2 separate regions of the Homo sapiens genome follow, and region 1 is linked to region 2. A link is a loop called in an ENCODE intact Hi-C map of the cell type or tissue named here. Cell type or tissue: PC-3. All regions are shown on one strand. Links, peaks and the distances in the headings refer to the core of each region. The heading gives the core; the rest is flanking DNA. Region 1 has its middle 110 kb from the start of ATPSCKMT. Region 2 overlaps ATPSCKMT (ATP synthase c subunit lysine N-methyltransferase).

Region 1 (11,093 bases), core at 947-8,946, 94 kb before region 2:
ATACAAAAAAAAAAAATTAGCCGGGCGTGGTGGCAGGCGCCTGTAGTCCCAGCTACTCAGGAAGCTGAGGCAGGAGAACGGCGTGAACCCAGGAGGCAGAGCTTGCAGTGAGCCGAGATCACGCCACTGCACTCCAGCCTGGGCGACAGAGCAAGATTCCATCTCAAAAAAAAAAAAAAAAAAAAAAAAGTTAAAAAAAAAAGAGGATGGCTAGGCCTTTGGCATGGTTGCCAAAGGTGTAGTCTCCAATACCCAAAAGATTTTGTTAGTATTATGTATTGTGTTAGTATTATGTATTGTTAGTATTATGCATTTGTTAGTATTAATAGGATCATTTTTCCTATTGAAATTTCTAATTGGTTTTTGCTGAAGGAAGAAAAGTTGCCAATCTTTATATGTCCAACTCACATTCAGCACTCCCGCTAAACTAATTAATTGGTTTTAATCATTTGTCAGGTTATTCTTCGGATTTTCCAAACTGAGCAATTATGGCCTCGGAAAATAACAAGAGTTTTGTTTCTTCCTTTCCAATTTGTATTTCTTTTCTTGAATTTGGGCTAAGCTGTGATATGGGAGATGTGATTTGACTTTAATTTTGTGGCACCGCTAGGCATGGTGGTTCCTACAGTTTCCTGGTTTACATCCTTTAATAGTTCAGGGAGTTCTCCTTTATTCAGTTTTCTAGGTGTTTGTGTCATGAATGAATGTTTATGGGAGCTGGACAAATGGCAGGATCTACTGTGAAAATTATGGGGATTTTTTTCCCCACTAATTTAGTAAAGCATTGACAAATTGACAATTTGTCCATTTTTTGTTGTTGTTGAACCAACCCTAGTGGCTCGAGTTATATTATATTATTAATAAATTATAGGATTCAATTTACTAATATTTTCTTTGTGGTTTTTACATGTACAAGTATAATGATCCTTTGTGTGTGTTTTTTTTTCTTATGCTTTCCTTATCTTATTTTGATAATAGTGTTTTTACTAACTTCACAAAAGGAGTTGGTCAGCTTTCCATCTTTTTCTAAACTCTAGAATAGTTTCAGGGGATTTAGGTTATTTGTTCCTTAAATACTTTATAAAAATCATCTTTTAAACTCTACGGATTTGTTGCCTCTTTGGTTATTGATCTTTGTCTATCATTTCCATTTATCTAATGATTGTGTCTCTATCCAGGTTTTCTACTTGCTCTTGGATCAATTTGTTTATATATATTATCTTAGAAAGTTTTCAACATCAGTCATTCTTAGTGTATTGGTATAAAAATATTCAATTCTTTTATAATTTTTGAAGGTTGATAGTATCCGTAGTTATAAATCCTTTTTTGTTTACTCATGATATTTATGTCTTCTCTCCTTTTTATTGATTATACCTGTCAAAAATTTGTCTATTGTGTTAATTGTGTCAAAGAACTTGCTTTTGGTTATGTTGATGACTGGAATTTCTGGCCTTCTGTTTCATTAATTCCTGCTTGTATATTAGTTTTCTTCTTCATTCTACTTTCTTTAGATTTTTGTTATTCTTTTTTATAGTTTCTTAAGTTGAAAGCTTAGCTCATTTATTTTTAATCTTTCTTGTTTTCTAATAAATGCACTTCTGGATCTAAATTCCCCTCTGAGTACCACTGTGGCTTTATCCCATAACTTTTTATGTGCAGAACTTTTACAGTCATTCGGTTTTAAGTACTGTACTCCATTATGATTTCCTCTTTAAAACGTGAATTATTTAGAAGGTTTTTTTTTAACCTCCAGATGTTATGCGGGGATATCCTGTCTATCTTTATGTTGTCGGTTACTATTTTTACTCCCCGGTCCCCATTGGAAAAAGGACTTGATGACTTCAGCCTTTGAAAATTGTGGATTTTTCTTTGTTGCTTAGTACATAGTTAATTTTTTATAAATTTCCCCATGTACTTAAAACTAATGAGTATACTCACTTGGATGTAGAGTTAATTAAATTCTTCAAATCCTTTATTTTCTTATTAATTATTATTCTACTTGCTATGGTAGCTTTTGAGAACTCATTTCTTGTGGCCGCGGTAACAAATTATCACAGACTCGGTGGTTTAAAACAGCAGAAATTTGTTCTGTCCAAGTTCTGGAGGCCAGAAATCCAAAATCAAGGTGTCATCAGGGTGGTGGTCCTTCTAGGGGCTCTAAGGGAGTCTGTCCCTGGCCACCTTAGCTTCTGGTGGCTGCCCACCTTCCTGGACACTCCGTGACTTGTGCCAACTTATTACAATGTCTACCTTCCCCTTCCCATGGCCTCCCCCTCTGTGTCAATTCTCTGCCTCTCTCTTAAAAAGATACTTGCAATGACATTTAGGAACCACCTGGATAATCTAGGATGATCTCATCTCAGTGTTCTTAAATTAATTACATCTGCAAAGACCCTTTTTACAAATAAGGTAATATTTACAGATTCCAAGGATTAGGATGGGGACATGTCTTTGGAGCCACCATTCAGCCCGCTACAGGAAAGATGTGTCAAAATCTCTCCAGGATTGTCAATTTCTCCTTGTAATTCAAAGGAATGGCTGTATTTCAAAGGTATTGTATTAGGTGCATACAACGTCAAAACTATTATATCTCCTTCGTGCATTTTCACTTGTATTAATATGAAATGGCTGTCTCTGTCCTTAATACTTTTCATCTTGAGATCTAATTTATCTGTTGGAATATTGCTACGTTCTTCTCTTTTATTAATTTTAAAACTTTCTGAGTCATTATGTTTCATCCTGATTTTTATTTCATTGTTTACGTTGTCACAACTGATAAGTTTGGGCTTATTTAGCCATTATAACATATTTTCTCTCTTCCCCCTGATTTCTCTAGGTTTCCTTTCCTCATATCTTCCCTAAATCTGACCAGCGGAAGCCACGGCCTGGGGTGTTTTCTGGTTCAGTCACAATTTCCAGGGTAGGACTGTATTGTAAGAAGAATGCGGTCACTCTCCCCAAGCGCACATTATCACACTTCTTTTAAGCAGGAGATCTTAGGACTGTGTGAGTGGCCAGTCACATTTCCATTTTGCCAGAACTACCATTATTCCCACAGCCTCTGGAACAAAACCTCTTGCTCGAGAAGGTGCTTCAGATGAACTCACTATTTGAAAATGCATCTTGTTACGCTGTTTTTTTGTTTTTTGTTTTGTTATAAATAATTAAGTTTTGAGGGATTCTGCAGATGCGCCAAAAAACACGTGTCCGGGGTAAAAGCTGTGGAAGGTGCTCGGTTCTAAGGAGAGGGAAGGAAAGCCAAGTGGACCCTGTCATCTGAAATTGTTTTGTCATCCACTGACTTTTACAAATAAAACAGCCGGGCGCAGTGGCTCACGCCTGTAATCTCAGCACTTTGGGAGGCCAAGGCGGGCGGATCACGAGGTCAGGAGATCGAGACCATCCTGGCTAACACGGTGAAACCCCATCTCTACTTAAAAAAATACAAAAAATTAGCCGGGCGTGGTGGCGGGCGCCTGTAGTACCAGCTACTCGGGAGGCTGAGGCAGGAGAATGGCGTGAACCTGGGAGGCGCAGCTTGCAGTGAACCGAGATTGCGCCACTGCACTCCAGCCTGGGCGACAGAGCGAGACTCCATCTCAAAAAAATAAATAAATAAAAATAAAAAAATAAAACAAGCTGTGGCAGAGTAGGTTCTGAAAGGGTCAGAGGGGACAGTGTGCTCTGAGAAAGTGGGCCCACGAAGGTAAACAGCGCTGCCAGCCTGCGGTGTTGCTTTGCCACCCAGGGCAAGCATTCTTGGCACATTTCAGCTGCAGCTGCTGAGCTAGTAAAATCTGAGAAAAGAAGGAACACAGTGAATAAAGAAGACAGAAGTGAAAGAAGAGAGCGCAGCCAAGAGAGGCTCCAGATAAGGCCGCGATGCTAGGGAGAAAAGGAATTTATAACACAGAGAATACACGGCGCTGGGGCTTTCTCGCATTTCTGCTATCGCCGTTAAAATTATCCGGGTTCAAATAGAGAAATGCTCTGTCCTAGTCATTATTCATGTTTCTTTCCAAGGCACAAATTCCAGCATAGGCAATTTTGGCAGGAACTGAACTATTTATTTACTGGATTCTTGCTTACGACCAGGCAAGCAGAAAGCCCTCCAGCACGCACAGAACTGGGGCTGGCTTCCTCTCTCCGATGGCTCCTAGGAGGATCTGCCTGACCCAAATGAGTGCCAGCTATAAAATCTCAGCAAGGCCAAGGGCAGAGGCAGCGCCACTCAGCGAGGGAAGCCATAAACTAGACAGAAAGACCTCCTTGCTCCACACTCTCCTGGATCACATCCTCAGGTGGAGTTTAAATCACTGTGTCCCAGTTTCCACGTCTGTGGGCAGGTGATCCGGCACCCGCAAATTCAGAGCTGCTGGCATGAAAACCCTATAAGGTGATTAGACACACTGGCTTCAGGAGTGTTTGATACAGACACCACGTTCGCCGCCCACGAATCGCCCAACCTCATATTCTGTTTTGCTCTGAATGTGCCACAGCGATCCATCTTCCAGGTCCGATGGGACCTCTCTCCAGCCCCCCGCCCCTGACCTGAACCCTCCTCCTGGTTTTACTTGAAATCACAAACTCAAGACTGCCCCCACTCCCCCCAGGTCCTAGGCTGTGCCCTTTATGATTCAGCCCGAGTCCCTGGGCTGCTAGTGAGGAGGGCACCTTGCTTCCCGGCCCTCAGAGACGCCTCTCTCCCAGGCTTCAGGCTTCATGGCACCTGGTTATGACCTTTTCTCAAAAGGACCTGCAGATCTTGGCCTAAAACGGGGAGGAGCCCCTTGGGGAGATGTAGAGGGAACTTGGGTGGAGAGCAGAGGGAGGAAGGAAGGGTCCCTGGGGAACCAGATCAGCTGATTCTGTGCGGGAAATCCGCAGGGAGCGAGCAGTCACTCAGCTGTCCTAAAAGCCAGCACAGCTCATCTTCCCTCTAGAATTTATAACTCTTCAAAATTCTAGCCTTGGGCCAGAAGTGGTGGGCTCCCACCTGTAATCCCAACACTTTGGGAGGCCAAGGTGGGAGGATGGCTTAAGGTCAGGAGTTGGAGACTAGCCTGGGCAACATAGTGAGACCCCCATCTCTACAATAAATAGATAGATGATAGATAGATAGATAGATAGATAGATAGATAGATAGATAGATAGATAGACAGATACAGTCTAGCCTTGTTTAGGCCCTTCTCTCTCAGAACATTTGCTTTGTTGAAGTGTGAGCATTCCCCAGTAAATTATGAAAGTTGGTTGGCTAAGCTGGTTCCTCTAGACAGCTGCTATGGATGGAATGCTTGTGTCCCCTCAAAACTCACGTGTTGAACTCCTTGCCCCCAAGGTGATGGTATTTGGGGGTAGGCTGTGGGGAGGTGATTAGGTCATGCAGGTGGACTCCTCATGATTGAGATTAGTGCCCTTATAGAAGGGATCCCGGAAAGCTCTCTCAGTCTCCTTCCACCATGTGAGGACACAGTCAGAAGGCAGCGATCTGCAGCCAGGAAGAGGGCCCCAGCCCTGCTGGCACCCTGATCTCGAACTTCCAGCCTGCAGAGCTGTGAGATAGGTGTTTATTGTTTAGGCCACTCAGTCAGAGACAGAAGCTCAAGCAGACAAAGGCAGTGACCATGCCACACAGCCTCCCCTGACCCCTGGCCCTACGGGAAGGTCACTCTATGCATGCCTGCACTCTCTGTCCAGTGAGCCCTGAGTCCCTGTCTTCTCTCTGAGGGGCACTTCCAGCCCCAAGCCCATGCAGGACAAAGATGATGGGTATGTGGTGCCCCCAGGGCCTGGCAGCCTCCCCTGTGCACAGCAGCAGGTCTGCCCTGTGTGCCCTGGCCCTGGGGCCCAGTGTTCAGGGCATCTCAGAGGTCCTGCCTTCCGCAGGACTCCTTGCCCTACACACCACCAGAGGGCACATGACCTGAAAGGAAAAGATCCATGTGTCCAGTTGTTCCTCAGTAAACATGTATTGAGCACCTGCTGTGAGCCAGGCACAGGCCCAGCCCCCAGGATGATCAGGCATGCAGTGTCCCTGAGCTGGGGAGCCACTGTCTGTGAAGGAGACTAGAACAAACAGCTGAAGCACAGGGCAGCACGGATTCCACAGAGCCTCCCACAGCCTCCTCCCATGTGTGCAGGGAAGGCCTGGAAGGGGGCCAACAGCAGCCAGGCAAGGAGACCCAAGCCTCCCAAATACACCACCAGGCCCCACCCTTCAGGTTCAAGGAGCCCTGGGCTGGTCAACAGCCAAACATCTGCCCTGCTTTGCATGGTGGATTCAGGTCAACAACACACCCCGTTGGTGTGCACGACCAGCCTCAGCCAGGCTTCTTGTACAGCGCCTCGATGTCCAGTCCAAACCAGGCCACCTCAAGCCCCCAGGCCAGAAGCATTGCAGAGAACATCCTTCTCACCTCCTGGGCTGTCCAAGGGGCTGGGTCCTGCCAGGCTCCCTGGTTTTTCATGGCTCCCTGTGGGTAAGCAACACCTTCTTGCAAGGACAGAGAGGGTCCTGTACACGCCAAAGCTTCTCAAACTCCCTGTGGGCAAAGACCAGGTTTTGCTTTCTAATCTACCACAGACTGTCACTTGTATAAAATTTAAAATAATTTTTAGAATAGTGAAAGGCAAAAAGACATACAAAACATACGCCTCAACAGAGTAAAGAGACAACTTATTGAATGGGAGAAAATATTTGCAAACTATTTATCCAACAAGAGGCTGATTTCCAGAATACACAAGCAATTCAAACAATTCAATGGCAAAACAAAACCCAATAATCCCATTAACAGGTGGGCAAAGGATCTGAATAAATGTTTCTCAGAAGAAAGATAAAAACGGCAACCGGTATATGAAAAGATGCCAAATATCGCTAATCATCAGGAAAATACAAATCAAAACCACAATGAGATATCATCTTACCCCAGTTAGAATGGCTGTTATCAAAAAGACAAAATATTTAAAATGCTGATAAAGATGCAGAGAAAAGGGACTCTGAAACACGGTTGGTGGGAGTGTAAATTAGTACCATCGTGGAAAACAGTGTGGAGGTTTCTCAAGAAACTAAAATATCCAATGACGGACGCAGTGAAGCTCCCTGACCTGCCACAGTGCAATATATTAATGTAGCAAAACTGCACTTGTACCCCATGAAAATATACACTTTTTAAAACGAAAATATTTTTAAGAACTGAAAATAGAACTACTATACCATTCAGTAATTCCACTACTGGGGATTTATCCAAAGGAAAGGCAATCAGTATATCTAAAGGATAGGATACCTGACCCCAATGTTTATTGCAGCACTATTCACAATAGTCAAGATGTGCAATCAACCTGCATGTCCACCAGCAAATGAATGGATAAAGAAAATGTGATGTATACACAATGAAATACTATTCAGCCATTAAAAAGAATAAAATCCTGTCATTTGTAGCAACATGGATGGAACTGGGGATCATTATGTTAAGTGAAATAAGTCAGGCACAGAAAGACAAATATCACATGTTCTCATTTATATGTGTGATGTGGTTTAGCTGTGTGTCCCCAACCAAATATCATCTTGAATTGCAATACCCCAGGTGTTAAGGGAGGAACCTGATGGGAAGTGATTGAATTAGGGGACAGTTTTCCCCATGCCATTCTTGTGATACTGAGTGAATTCTCATGAGCTCTGATGGTTTTACAAATGGTAGTTTCTCCTGCACTCTCACACACGTTTCTCTCTCCTGCCACCATGTGAAGAAGGTCCTTGCTTCCCCTTCACCTTCCACCATGATTGTAAGTTTCCTGAGGCCCCCCAAGCCATGTGGAACTGTGAGTCAATGAAACCTCTTTCTTTTATAAATTACCCAGTCTCAGGAAGTTCTTCATAGTAGTGTGCGAATGGACTAATACAATGTGGAAGCTAAAAAAAGTGGATCTTAGGGAGGCAGAGAGTAGAATGATATTTACCAGAGGGTGGGGAAACACGGGGAGGAAGATAGGTTGGTTAATGGATACAAACATACTGTGATGGTTAATACTGAGTGTCAACTTGATTGGATTGAAGGATACAAAGTATTGATCCTGGGTGTGTCTCTGAGGGTGTTGCCAAAAGAGATTAACATTTGAGTCAGTGGTCTGAGGAAGGGAGATCCACCCTTAGTCTGCTGGGCACCATCTAATCGCAGCCATCGAATATAAAGCAGGCAGAAAAACGGGAAAAGGAGAGACTAGCTTAGCCTCCCAGCCTACATTTTTCTCCTGTGCTGGATGCTTCCTGTCCTCAAACATCGAACTCCAAGTTCTTCAGTTTTGAGACTCGGACTGGCTCTCCTATCTCCTTAAGCTTGCAGACAGCCTATTGTGGGAACTTGTGATGGTGTAAGTTAATACTTAATAAACTCATATATATATATATATCATATATATGATATATATATGAGTTTATACATATATCATATATATGATATATATATGAGTTTATATATATATCATATATATGATATATATGAGTTTATATATATATCATATATATGATATATATATGAGTCTATATATATATATATCCTGTTAGATCTGTCGCTCTAGAGAACCGTAATACATATACAGTTCTCGTGTTCAATAGCACAGTTGATTGACTACAGTTAACAATAATCTATTGTATATTTCAAAATAGCTAGAAGATTTGAAATGTTCCCAACACAAAGAAATGATACATGTTCAAGGTGATGAATATCCTAAATACCCCAATTTGATCATTACACATTGTGTGCATATATCAAAATATCACATGTACACCATAATTATGTACAAATATCATAAAATGTACATATGCAGGTAAATATTTTGCCCTTAGCTTCAACGGATATAAAATTACTCTATCAAGTTGCTACAAAAGTTTCTAAACACTCTCCATTTCAGCACTTATCTCACCACAGAAAGTAACAAAGAGTTCTTGGACTGGCATAGCCCGTGAACTACCTGGAATTGTGCTGCCCCGGACTGAGGGTCAGCAAACTCCTGCCCAAGGGCAGGCCAAATCCATCATCTTGTCATTTAAGTATTGTCTGAGGCTGCCTTTGGGCTTTCGTGCTACAAAAGCAGACTTGAAACAACCACTTACTAAATGGCCTTTTATTGAAAAATGTTTGCCAACTCCTGCCCTAGTCTACTTCAAAAACACTGCCCACCCATCTCAGTACCTCCAGTCTTCCCAAAGCCACAGCTGCTTACCTCCTCCAGTAACCATGAGAGAATTTCTTCAATAACGACAAGAAGATAGTATTTACCAAGTAGATCAGCTTCCTAGGGCTGCTGTAACAAATTACAGCAAAGGGTGGCTTAAAAACAGAAATTTCGTTTCCCACAGTTCTCAAGGCCAGAAGTCCAAAATCAAGGTGTAGAGATGGCTGTACTTCCTCCAAAAGCTCTAAGGGAAACACCTTCCTTCCCTCTTCCAGTTTCTGGTAGCTCCTGGTATTTCTTGGCTTCTCCCTGCATCACCCCAATCTCTGCCTCCATCTCCACATGGCCCTCTTGTCTATGTCTGTGTCTTCTCTTCTAAGTCCGCCTGCCATTGGACTTAGGGCCTATCTGGATAATCCAGGATGATCTCATCTCAAGATCTTTAAATTGATTACATCTATGAAGACCCTTTCTCCAAATTAGGTCACATTCGCAGGTTCCAAAAGTTGCAACATTGATACTATGGTTTGAATGTTTGCCCCCTCCAAAACTCGTGTTGAAACTTAATCCCCAATGTAATATTGTTAAAATGAGAGGCCTTTAAGAAGTAACACCAACATGGTACATGTACACATATGTAACAAACCTGCACGTTGTGCACATGTACCTTAAAACTTAAAGTATAATAATAATAAAATTTAAAAAAAAGAAGTAATTGGATCATGAGGGCTCTGCTCCAAGTCATTAACGGGTTAATGAATTAATGGGTTATCACTGGAGTGAACCTGTTAAAAAGCCAGTTTGGCTCTCAGTGAGCCTCTCTTGCCCTGTGATGCCTTCACCATGTTATGACACAGCCCAAGGCCCTCTCCAGAAGCCAACCAGATGCAGCCACCTGATTTGGACTTCCCAGCCTCCGTAACTATAAGAAATAAATTTATTTTCTTTATAAACTACCCAGTCTCCATTATTCAGTTACAGCAACAGAAAATGGACTAAGACGGTGGACATATCTTCTGGGTGGGGGCACGGTTCAAGCCACGACACTGAGTGTTTACTCTGTACCAGACGGTGTTCTCATTCTCTAATCTCAACCTCACAGCACCTTTATGTGGAAAACACTGTCCTCATTTTACAAATGAGTAAATCAAGTCCCCAAGAAGAATCCACATATAATTTTCCAAGGATTACACAATGAGACAGAGGTAGGATTCAGGCCCATACCCATAACCACTGCAACCTGCAGCCCTGAGGGTCTTGGGAGCATTCACTGGGTGCTCTGCGTGTGTCAAGCAGCAGTCTCAGCACTCTGCACATATCATGGCCCCTTAATTCTCATAATAAATATGGGAGATTGCCGTTATTATTATTATTATTACTTTATAGAGGAGAAAATAGAGATTTAGTCTTAAAGACTAAGATCACCCAGCTAATCAGTGGCAACATTAGGGCTTGAACCTAGGTCTATTGGAAAACAAAGCCAGACTCATTTCTACGACACTAAGCAAAACTTTGTATAACAGCAGGGCAATTCCCAAACTCAAACTCCATCAGCCTCAGAGAGTAAGCCCATGAAGTTATCATGAGCCACTGAGATTGTCACCTCCTATCCTTGCTGAGTGAGTCCTGACGGGCCTCAGGGCCCCAGGCTCCCTTGGTCCTGTGGCTCAGACTTCACCAGGCCTTCAGGTCTTGCGAATCCAGCCAGAAGATGGGGAAGAGGGGAGGAGAGTGACACACTCACTTCTTAACTTGCCTTGGAGGTGACAATGCACTCTTTTTCACATTCCATTGGCCAGAACTAGACACATGCAAGGGAGGCTGGGGCACTCTACATCATGGAAGGAGGCCCCCAAATTTTAAGCAGACAACTAGTCACCTCCCTATATTAAAAAGCTATTTTATAAAACCTTCGAAATTCT
Region 2 (11,093 bases), core at 1,783-9,782:
CTTTTCACGGCCTCTAAAAGTGCTTGCATCATATGCCCACACTGTGTCTATCCCCTCCCCCGTGACGTGGTCTGGAGTCCAATGTGGGAAAGGGAACCGGCAAGCAATAACTCGTGCATCATCCTCAAGTTCACGTTCAAGTTTCTTCTCCAACTGCAGCATCTGTGGAGAGTAACAGCTATTATTTTAGTGAGCAGTGAGTCAGAGGAAATGATCCCAAAATTTCCTGTTTTTAAGAGTCCCTGAAAATACCTGAGCAAAAATTACTACTTGTTAAAAAGAGCACTCTGGGACACAAACACATAAACAAACAATCCATTGAAATACAGAAGATACACTGACAGCAGTTGTAAGAACACCTTCTAGTATTAATTATAAAATATGCCATTTTTAGCAGATGTCTATCATAGATTTATAGTTTTCTAAATAAAATCAGGATGTGGCAGTAATTTTAATAAGAAGCAGTTTTAAATAACGCACTTCAACACTTCAATATACCTAGTCTCATATATTTAAGACATTATTTTTCCACCATTTTTTAAGAGAGAGGGGTCTTGTTATGTTGCCCAGGCTGGTCTCAAACTCCTGGGCTCAAGCAATCTGCCCACCTCGGCCTCCCAAAGTGCTGGGATGACAGGCGTGAGCCACTGCGCCCAGCCACATTTTTGCACATTTTTAACATCTCTGAAATCAGGACACATCACACAACACTAATTGTCTTAGAATTATAATTAGCAATTTTTTTGTTTCTCAATAGCAATGGTGCATCCTAAAATCAAGATCTACAGTCAATGAAATGTGGTATAGTTAGACTATGAAAAAATATGCACAATTCTACCAACTGGAAATATCATGAAATATTTCATAATTTTTAAAAATGTATCCATAATATACTGATAATGAATTTCTTGATAGCCTAACTTATACCACCGTTGTACCATTTTATTATCAATCTACCAATAAAGAGTTTTTATTATTTGCTAGAAGTATTGATATTTTAATTACATCAGCAAATTAACAACTACTTAAAAACTTATCTGCAGATCCTAAAAATATATTACCACCTTCACCACCTTCACATCCTAAAAATAATTTTTTTCTACTTTCTTCTTTTAACTTGCTATTTTGGGATAATTTCAAACTTCCAGAAAAGTTGCAATAACAGAACAAAGAACTCCTGTATACCTATACCCAGGTTCAAATAATTTTTTTTTTTTTGAGACAAGATTTATCGCCCAGGCTGGACTGCATTGGTGTGATCTTGGCTCAATGCAACCTCCGCCTCCTAGACTCAAATCATCCTCCCACCTCAACCTCCTAATTTTGTAGAGATGGGGTTTTACCATGTTGCCCGGGCTGGTCCTGAACTCATGAGCTCAAGCCATCTGCCCACCTCAGCCTCTCAAAGTGTTGGGACTACAGGCGTGAGCCACTGCAGCTGGCCTACAGGTTTACCGATTTTCAACATTTTGTCACATTTGTTCTCTTCCTCTCTTTGAACATTTTTTTCCTAAACCATTGCAGAAAAGGTTGCATACAATATGCTCCTTTACTTCCTTAATACTTCAGTGTGTATTTTCTAAGAAAAATATTTTCATACATAATCCCAGCACAGTTATATTCAGGAAATTTAACATTGTATTCCAATATAATAATTCCAAATAACACTGCGATTCTGTCATTGCCCCAATAATGTTCTGTATAACATTTCCCAAGGGTATGATCCAGTCCAGGACCATTTTTGCATTTAGCCATAACATTCCTTTGGTCTCCTTAGACGGAAAACAGTTGCTCAGTCTTTCTTTGGTTTTCGTGACAATAACATTCTTCAGTTATCGGACCGAGTGGCCCTGGCGGTGGGTCCTCTGATGTGTGCTCATGAGCAGTGCGGTGTGTGGTCTTTGGCAACACCCCACCTGTGAAGCTGTGAACTTACCAGGGCTCCACAGACACCCAGGAGGCCCTTCTGCTCTTGATGATGGCAGTAACCACACAGTGAAGGTGGGATCCGGTGTCTCCATTGTGCAGTTGCTATTTTTGCTTTTATAATGAGTAGTTTGTGGGGAGATGCTTTGGGATGATGTAAATCCTGTTACTCATCAGAGAGTCCCTACACTTGAAATAGCACTCACGGATGATTCTGGCCTGAATCAATCTGCTAATTCTGTCCTTTCTTCTAGATGTACAGTTGGCACTCTACCGTAAGGAACAGCTTTCCCCTCACCTGCTCTGCCTCTCTCTGTCTCCTTATCTACCGATCTGCTATAAGGACAAACACCTATATTCTTATTTCATTTGATGGGTTATAATCCATTACTGTCCTTGTGTATTCGAATGCTCGAATTCTCCTAATTTGGCCACTGGGAGGCTCTTGCCGCTGGCTTCTCTGTCCTTTGGACATGCTGTTATCAAATACTGTGAGCACTCCTTACATTCAGGCTTAACAAAATGTTCCTGGCTTTTGTATCTTCCCTTCCACAGTCCTGATTCAGCCTTTTTCTCAAAGATTCCTGGTTCCTCTTAGTGAGAAGTGATATTTAGAAAACAAGATCTAAGCAAAAATTATTCCTCTAAAAAGTAACCAAGATGAAATTGATAGGGCTTCTATGATGGTTTTATTCCTGGCCTATATCTTATAACCAAGTGCTCAGAAAAACTTCTACATGACCTACAGCTGGAATGAACTAAATTCTAATTCTTCATTAGAATCAATGCGAAGATAACACAGAATAAATTCTATTAAGGATGGAGGAATTTCTATTCTTTTAACAGCCAGTATAGATTAAAAAAAAAAAGTTTTGTTCCTTGAGGGAAAAATTAAATAAGCAAAGAATGAAACAATATGTGTTTTTCCAAAATATCAGAGATTTCTTATGGTAATTTTGTTCATAAAAAGGATAATTATAAACTTATTCATGATGCTATTATTCTTTTCTCTTTTATAGTTTCTTTTATTTCCAAATGATTGTCATATGCTAAGTCAAGATAAACCTAAAAATGAAAGGAGCTATTTCCATCATAAGAAATTAACTGACTAAATTACACATAAATATGCAATGAATCTGGTGCTTGATATCATACGCAAAGAGAAGCCGTGATGTGTCATGTCTGCGTAAAGGAATTCAAAATTATTCATACAATTATAGGTTTCAAAGTGGCATGAACTCATCCTATTCTAATTACATCTACAAAACTTTAAACATAGTTCTGAAAGGTATAAGATAACCCAGCCCTGCCACACACACACATCCCGCCCCCCAGGAACCCCGGTTTCACTGGGCCGCCAGTGTAACTCACTCCTGGCACTTCCTCCTCCCCAGGCTCCCCTCTCAAGTCCTACTGGTTGCCCCTAATTTCCTAGACCTCTAATGCCAGGGTCCAGAGCTCATGCCTTCAACAGCTCATCCTCGTGCTCCCCATGGAGTCTCAGCTACTCCCAGGCTCCATCTGTGCGGATGCCCAACAAACCTACATCTCCAGCCCACCCTCTGGCCCGAACCCCAGACTCCTTCTCACCCACCACTGCCAGCCTGATGTCATGTACACCCAAACTTCACATGCCCATGCTGACTTTCCCAGCCAGCTCCGCCTGCACCTTCCCCAGCATAGTTCAAAGCAACTCCAAGCGTGTGGCAGGATGGCCCGGTGGTCTAAGGTGCTAGACACAAGCTTCCACTTCCCAAGGCAACTCCAAACTTCCAGTAACTTGGGCCAACACGCTGGGGCTGCCTGTGACCCCACCTTTGTCTCTCTCCCCAACGTTAGATCTGCCAGCTAGTCCTGTGGATTTTATCTTCACAATGCACACAGAATTTGATGCTTCTCACCAGCTACTCCGTGGCCTGGACACCTGCAAGAGCTTATAACCTGTCTCCCAGCTTGTACCCACCCCTGCCTCCACATGGCAGCCTGTGACCCTTCTCAAGCCCAGCCAGCCCTGCATTCCTCTCTGCTCACCCAAGGCTCCTGCCCTTCCAAGGGCTGGTGTCCTTCCCATCCTGCTTCCTCTCTGACCTCCCCACGCACACTCATGCCACACCTGCCTGCTTGCTGCACTGCCCCCCACCCTGCCCGAGGCGCTCTTCCCTGCACGCCCCCTCCCTAACCTCAGAGGTCACCTTTGCAGGGATCCTGTCCCTGCCCCACCCCGCCCTTGCTTTGCTTTGCTCCACAGCACTTTTGCTTCTGCTGTATGATGCATCTTCTACAGGCATCTCATGTAATATCTGCTCTCCCCACTAGCATATGAGCACCTGGGGCAGGTGTGTTTTCTCTTGTACTCACTGAAGTATTCCAAGCGATTAGAACAGGGCTTGCTATAGTGGCCACACTTGTCAAATGAATGAAGGAAAGAAGGAAGAAAAAGTGATTCAGCTACGAGTTATTTTTCTTCACTAGAACATAATGATAATATTTTTGTTCATCAGTTCATAAAAGCCAAGCATGGTGGCTCACACCTGTAATCCCAACACTTTGGGAGTCTGCAGCCGGAGGACTGCTTGAGCCCAGGAGTTTGAGACCAGCCTGGGCAACATAGTGAGACTCTGTCCCTGCGAAAACTAAAACCATCAGCCGGACATGGTGGCACACGCCTGTATTCCCAGCGACTTGGCAGGCTGAGACAGGTGATCGCTTGAACCCAGGAGGCTGGGGCTGCAGTGAGCCAAGATCACGCTCTACTGCACTGCAGTCTGGGCAACAGAGTGAGACTCTGTCTCAAAAAAAAGAAAAAAAAAATTCATAACAGAATTTGTAACTAAAATTGGTCATTCTTTGAAGTTATGAAAGTAGATAGCTTTCTGGGAAAAGTATAAATAATGGGTATATTTAGACCACATTCATTCATTCAACAACCGTTTACTGAGTGATGCCTGTGCCAGTGCTGCGGTGCTGGAGGCCTGGGCCAGCTAGAAGAAGAAAGGCCTGGTCCCTGCCCCTGAGCTGATGGTGCAGTGCACACAGCTAGCAGTGTCGAAGCCTTCAGACAAAGAAATGCACAATAACCCATCTAAGGACAGGGCAACAAGGTACTATATGAGAGTAAAGCGGGCCGCTGGAGCTCGCCTCATTGTCATCAAGGACTGCCTTGCAGAGGAAAAGACAGCTGGCCCATGAGTGGTCAGTGCTGTTCGACGAAGTCCAGAGCCAGGGAGACCACAGTCAGAAGGAAGGAAACACCCCAGGCTCTGGGAAGAGCAGCAATGGCGAGGTCCAGGGGGCCGAGAGAAGGACGGAGGGCTGGTGCAGAGAGCTGAGGGCAGCATGGCCCAGGGGAGGCTGGAGGGGAGCAGGGGCCCCTGCGCACCAGCCTCAGGGCCACAGTGAGTATTTGGGCCTTATCCCTAAAAACGGCAAGAAGTCACAGAAGGGTTTTACACAAGAGCAAGGCTGATCTGCTCTGCACTTTGAAAAGATGCTCTCAGTGCGTAAGCTCATGTTAAACATGGATGTTCACAACCCCACAACTGGCTTGACCAGATCCAGATGGGATTCCTGCTCCTTTTTAGATAGATACATACTTGTGTGGAAATGCTAGGGCACCTCTGATTTTGAGCTACAACCGCACAGAGCTGTTAGGGATCATCAGTCTGGTATCAGAAGCAGGGGTGAGGGTTTACAGCCCCAGAGATTCCTGGCTCTGGGCCTCCCCAAGGCTCCCCTGGCTCTCTGAGTATCTACCTGGGCATCAGCAGGGAACGTCACATGGCATGCTGGCTTTGTGGAGTCACCCAGCCACGGCTGGGATGGTCGACTGGCACAGCACACGCCCCCTCCCCTCATGGCCTCCACTGAGACACAGCTTGATGAAGGCTGAAAGTAGGGGCCTCCACACACAAAACTTAGCCTTCCAAACCAACAGAAGCCATCCCAGCCTCCGCACCCCTGACCGACCCACCAGCATGAAGACAGCAAGCTGGCCAAATCTCTATTACAGGGAACGTGGACACTTTGTATCCTTCAGCTGCTCCCCTTTCTCCTTGGGAATAGTGAAATGGTACATGTTCCTTATTTCAGATTTCTCTACATACAGAAGAATGGACAGTAATCACAAAAGTATTCATAAATAATAAGACTCTTATTTCCCCTGATTGAACAGCTCCATAAAGTGAGTCAGTCTACTTCAAACATGGTAAGAAGCACCCGGAGTCGGCTCCACAGGTCCTGGAGTGACGATGACTACCAAAGGCCACTGCTGCCCCCCGCTGGGACAAGTAATCCTGATTTCATCATCCTGCCTCTCCACAACGCATGGAATTTCCAGTAAATGCTAACATTCTATTTTTATAAAGCACAGATTCAAATTAAAGTTACTTGTCTCCAAAAAGCTAACAATTCCATTTTAGAACGAAAGCCCAAACATCACAGGTAATAAATCACCATCAAAATTGCGTATCAATCTATGATCCCAATCAGTTTTTTAAAAATGACCAGGGAGTGTGCCCTTCTACCTCATTTCACTTCTATAAGAAAAGGCTGAATACCAAAGTTTGGTCTTAATTTTAGGCCTAATGAGAATTATAAATGTACAGGATACTGTCACTTTCAAGAACATTTTACAAGACTGGGCACAGTGGCTCACACCTGTAATCCTAGCACTTTGGGAGGCCGAAGCAGGCAAATCACTGGAGGTCAGGAATTCAAGACCAGCCTGGCCAACATGGCAAAACCCCACCTCTACTAAAAATATAAAAATTAGCTGGGCGTGGTGGCAGGTGCCTGTAGTCCCAGCTACTCAGGAGGCTGATGCAGGAGAATTGCTTGAACCAGGGAGGTAGAAGTTGCAGTGAGCCGAGATCATGCCACTGCACTCCAGCCTGGGCAACAGAACAAGACCCTGGCTCAAAAAAAAAAGAATATTTTACAAAAGCATTTCTAAATTATATTTTAAAAGTAAAGAATATGGCATTATACTGAAGGTCTTAGTAGTAGAAATACATTTCTCAAGCACTGAAATGTCTTATACAAAAATTTGGGTATTAATTAAAAAACAAAATAAAAAAAGGTAAATTGTCTTTTTAAAAAATTAAAACCCTATCAGCTATATCACAGCATTTTAGCAAACATTCAATTCTGCCAATTTTATTATGGCTACAATGATAGACTTTGAAACGTGAAAAGGGATTTCTTTCCATGGTCTGTGCACCAGCAATACAGCAAAAGCTTCCCACCATGACCATCCTTCCAAAGGCTAAGGAGGGCCATTTTCAGTACAATACTGTGGCATTTTCACTTTTGAAAGTACATAATCAAAGTTCAATATGCCATCCTCTAGCAAATCAGTAAACTGAGGTAAACTGAAACTACTCAATGCTCATCCACCCAGAAAATTATCTTCCTTCCAAATGGGAGGAATGATCAATTCAGAGGGAACATCTCATTAACTTTCCGGAGCGATTTCAGCGAAGTGGAAGTGAGCGGCTGTGAAAACTGCAAACTACATTAGACACGGGACCTCAGAAAGCAGTTTCCAAACTGGAATGTTTAAGGCTTAGGGAAATCATTGAGAATTTAATCTGAAGCCAAAGTTTAAAAGTATGACTGAATCTTTTATGATTAAACTTCTAAGACTCTGAAGTATTTTATTAAATCAATGAACTGAAATCCAGTGTTCCCTAAAATCTCTGGGAGGCCATCACCCTCACACGGGTGAGTGGTGGTGTTGTGGCTGGAAGGGCCTTCAACATCATCTAACCCCAAACAGAGAGCAGGAAAGTGCATACTCACCATCTGAGGCACACCGAAAATAACAACGTTCGAGTACTGCGAAAAAGTAACCTGAACAAGGTGGGAAAATAATCAGTAGATTAAGTGCAAAAAGCCAAACGTGAAGCTTAACTTGTTTTACAGAAATGGGTAGCAGTTTTCCATTTTACCAAACGGTGGGTTTTGATGAACTCCTAAGAACAGCGGCCCTCCTTAAGATTTCACAAGGAAAAGAATAACATGTTCATGCTCTCATTCATTTTAATTCAATCCACTGCAGTTTTCCAAACGCTTCCCTGTAAGTCATCCCATCTCATCCTCAGGGTGACTCCATCCAGGGCACGCCCCAGTGGTCATGCGTCAGACAGCTAGTGACCACACTGTGACCCCACTGTGACCAGCTGGTGGCACCGGGGCCACGTGTTCCCGCACCAGTCCACTCTATACCACCAGCTTCACCAGAACACAGGAGACTTCAGAACCATCTGTTTTTTGTTGTTGTTGAACCATCCTTAAAATTTGAGTCCCCCTCCTCTTCTCTAAAATACTATGTAAAAAAGTGCAATAAAATGGTCTTTAGTTGAAAAACTGGGGGGAAATGTGCTTTGCCAGTTAAAATTCTTATTGCCCAATAAGTCTTATTTACTCTATAGAGAGATCGTTTATGCACATATGGCATAAAAAAACAATGCAAGCAAAACTCAAGTGAATTTTTGTAAGCTACTGATGACAATATTACAATGGAAAATTCTTATTTAAGAAAAAGCATTTTATGGAACATTCCTAAAGCAAAATTACAGGGCATTTTTAGAGTTTTTAGAGTACAAATAAATTTGGAAGTATCTTATACTTTATGAGGATAAGAAATAACCGTGATAGCACGATTCTCCAGCAACCATCTCTGTGTCTCTCTAAATATACGAATATGCATACACACACTCACACAGGCACACAAATGGAAAAGTCTAATATTTATCAATAATAATTTATAGGATTTCCAAATGAGATGAAAAATCTCATTATTTTGTAAGAAACAGAAATGACAACATTTTAATTTAGTAAATAAATTCTTGGAATTCACAAGACCTATCATATAAAAACTTTAAGCTTCTCTCTAAAGGAGACTATTTGTAAAACGTATCAATTTTACATATTTCATTATGCCAGAATATTCACTTGGATTTTAATTATTTTTCTTTTAATACATTTTTCAGTTCTCAGTCATACTAATTTTGAATAATAAAATTTTCCCTTGGATTTCTCTAGGGCCATTCTCTGCCTTACATACCTTCCACAAATCTGAAATATAAAATTTGGCAGATCCATGCACACCTTCTCGCCAAGCGCGGTATCTGGAATACCAAACTAGCCATGGGTTTAATTCATAACCAACTGCTGTGAACCCTTTCTTCGCAGCCGCTATGACCTGTGGAGAGAGGCAGGATTTATTCAAAATAAGAAGAAAAAATGAACATACATGGTCAAACAATATGAATATTTCCTATCAATGGTTTAAACATCCAATCAAAAAGCACCTCCCGTGACTAAGACATCATTTTAAAATGTGTCTCTAAAGCGATATAGCTTTGTGGACAACGTAATAGTCAACCCATGCAACTTAGTTTCCTTGATTGGTTAAAGACTTCACCTCAAGTATCAGAATAGACATTCAGGTTCACTTGGAACACCTCCATAATTGATTCTAGGTCAGCCAACCCCCGGGGAGGTCGAACAAAACATTGCTGAAAATCCACTGCATCTCTCCATCAGTGGGCTAGCACAGCAGCAGTGAAATGAAAGTGTCTGGGAGGATGGTTTTGTGAACAAGTAATAATATGCAATAAAAATAACCTGTCAATGAAAAATCTGCAATTAGTTACATATTTCCTTTGTAGTTAATGACTGTTTACTCAAAACTGAAAACAGGTAAAAGTAAAATGAAATGAATCCCAATAACGTCAACTGTGGAATCCCACTGGCCTCCGGAGAGTGGGAGGGATGTGGGGCAGTCCTGGGTTCTCTCTGCCTGTTCTGTCCTGCCCCATTCTTTAAGGGAGCATCCCTTGACTCAGCTGTCCCACCTAAGATAGTTCCCAAGTACTACAGTGCTGCAAGAAAACATTTTCTCAGAAACCACAGATACTCTTCAAATACGTAAAGCATTCAAATATGAATTTCAAAACTTTCTCCTTGATTTATTGATATGGTTTGGCTCTGTGTCCCCACCCATATCTCATCTTGAATTCCCATGTGTTGTGGGAGGGACCTGGCGGGAGGTAACTGAATAATGGGGGCAGGTCTTTCCCATGCTATTCTCATGACAGTGAGTAAGTCTCACAAGATCTGATGGTTTTATAAGGGGGAGTTTCCCTGCGCAAGCTCTCTCCTTGCCTGCCACCATCAATGTAAGACATGACTTGCTCCTCCTTGTCTTTCACCTTCCACCATGATTGTGAGGCCTCCCCAGCTGTGTAAAACCGTAAGTCTAATCACCTCTTTCTTTTGTAAACTGCCCAGTCTCAGGTATGTCTTTATCAGCAGCATGAAAACAGACTAATATATTTCTTTTTTTTTTGAGATGGAGTCTCGCTCTGTCACCCAGGCTGGAGTGCAGTGGCGTGATCTTGGCTCACTTCAGCCTCCGCCTCCCAGGTTCAAGCGATTCTCCTGCCTCAGCCTCCTGAGTAGCTGGGATTACACGCGTGCACCATCATGCCTGGCTAATTTTTGTATTTTTAGTAGAGAAAGGGTTTCACCATGTTGGTTAGGCTGGTCTTGAACTCCTGACCTCGTGATCTGCCCACCTCAGCCTCCCAAAGTGCTGGGATTACAGGCATGAGCCACCACACCTGGCCACTAATAAATTTCTTAGAAACAAATAGTGGCTCCCAGAGGGTGAGGGGAGGAGAGGAGTAGAAAGTTATTATTTAATCGGGGCAGAGTTTCAGTTTTGCAAGATGAAAAGAGTTCTGGAGATGGGTGGTGGTGATGGTGGCACGGCAACGTGAATATGCTTCACACCCCGAACCGTACACCTGCACATGGTTAAGATGGTAAACACTACGGTATGTGTATCTTAACACAATTTTATAAGTAAAAAAAAAAAATTAAATTAAAAATATCTTAACTTTCTAACCTCCTCGTGATTATTCTAGCTCAGAATCACAAAATCAGTCTCTATGTCTGTAGGAGCCGGTGAAAGGTGATAGAGTCCTGCTGGCCTTCACACTAAATGCTTCCATAGCACCAGCCTTTCCCACTGCTGCTGGAACTTTTCAGCTTATCTCTGGGATGAGGCTAAGGATGGTGCCACCCTGCCCACAGAGGAACCTGCTCTGAGACACCCACTTGCCCATCAGTGGCCTTTTATTTATAGGTGCCCAACTGCG

Evidence for each region. Peaks named below come from ENCODE experiments on the same cell type or tissue, not always from the same donor. Only the 100,000 strongest peaks of a DNase experiment are listed, where the experiment ranks them.
Region 1: it touches region 2 in a loop (19-fold over the local background); 6 of 110 quality-filtered maps call a loop at or near these places.

Annotation. Positions count from the first base shown.
Region 1 is chr5:10,134,716-10,145,808 of GRCh38, forward strand. No RefSeq gene overlaps it. Among named protein-coding and RNA genes, the nearest start is that of ATPSCKMT, 110 kb to the right of the region's middle. RefSeq lists an enhancer at 5,275-5,908. In PC-3, for the core only: CTCF peaks have their summits at 5,908 (motif pointing right) and 6,114; a DNase peak (open chromatin) is centred at 5,926.
Region 2 is chr5:10,227,486-10,238,578 of GRCh38, forward strand. It overlaps ATPSCKMT (ATP synthase c subunit lysine N-methyltransferase), which reads right to left. Exons shown (of 5, transcript NM_199133.4): 3 at 8,993-9,130; 4 at 7,726-7,776; 5 at 1-162. Among named protein-coding and RNA genes, the nearest start is that of ATPSCKMT, 17 kb to the right of the region's middle. In PC-3, for the core only: CTCF peaks have their summits at 2,363, 2,563 and 6,201 (motif pointing left); DNase peaks (open chromatin) are centred at 2,136 and 6,166; H3K27ac peaks cover 1,965 bases.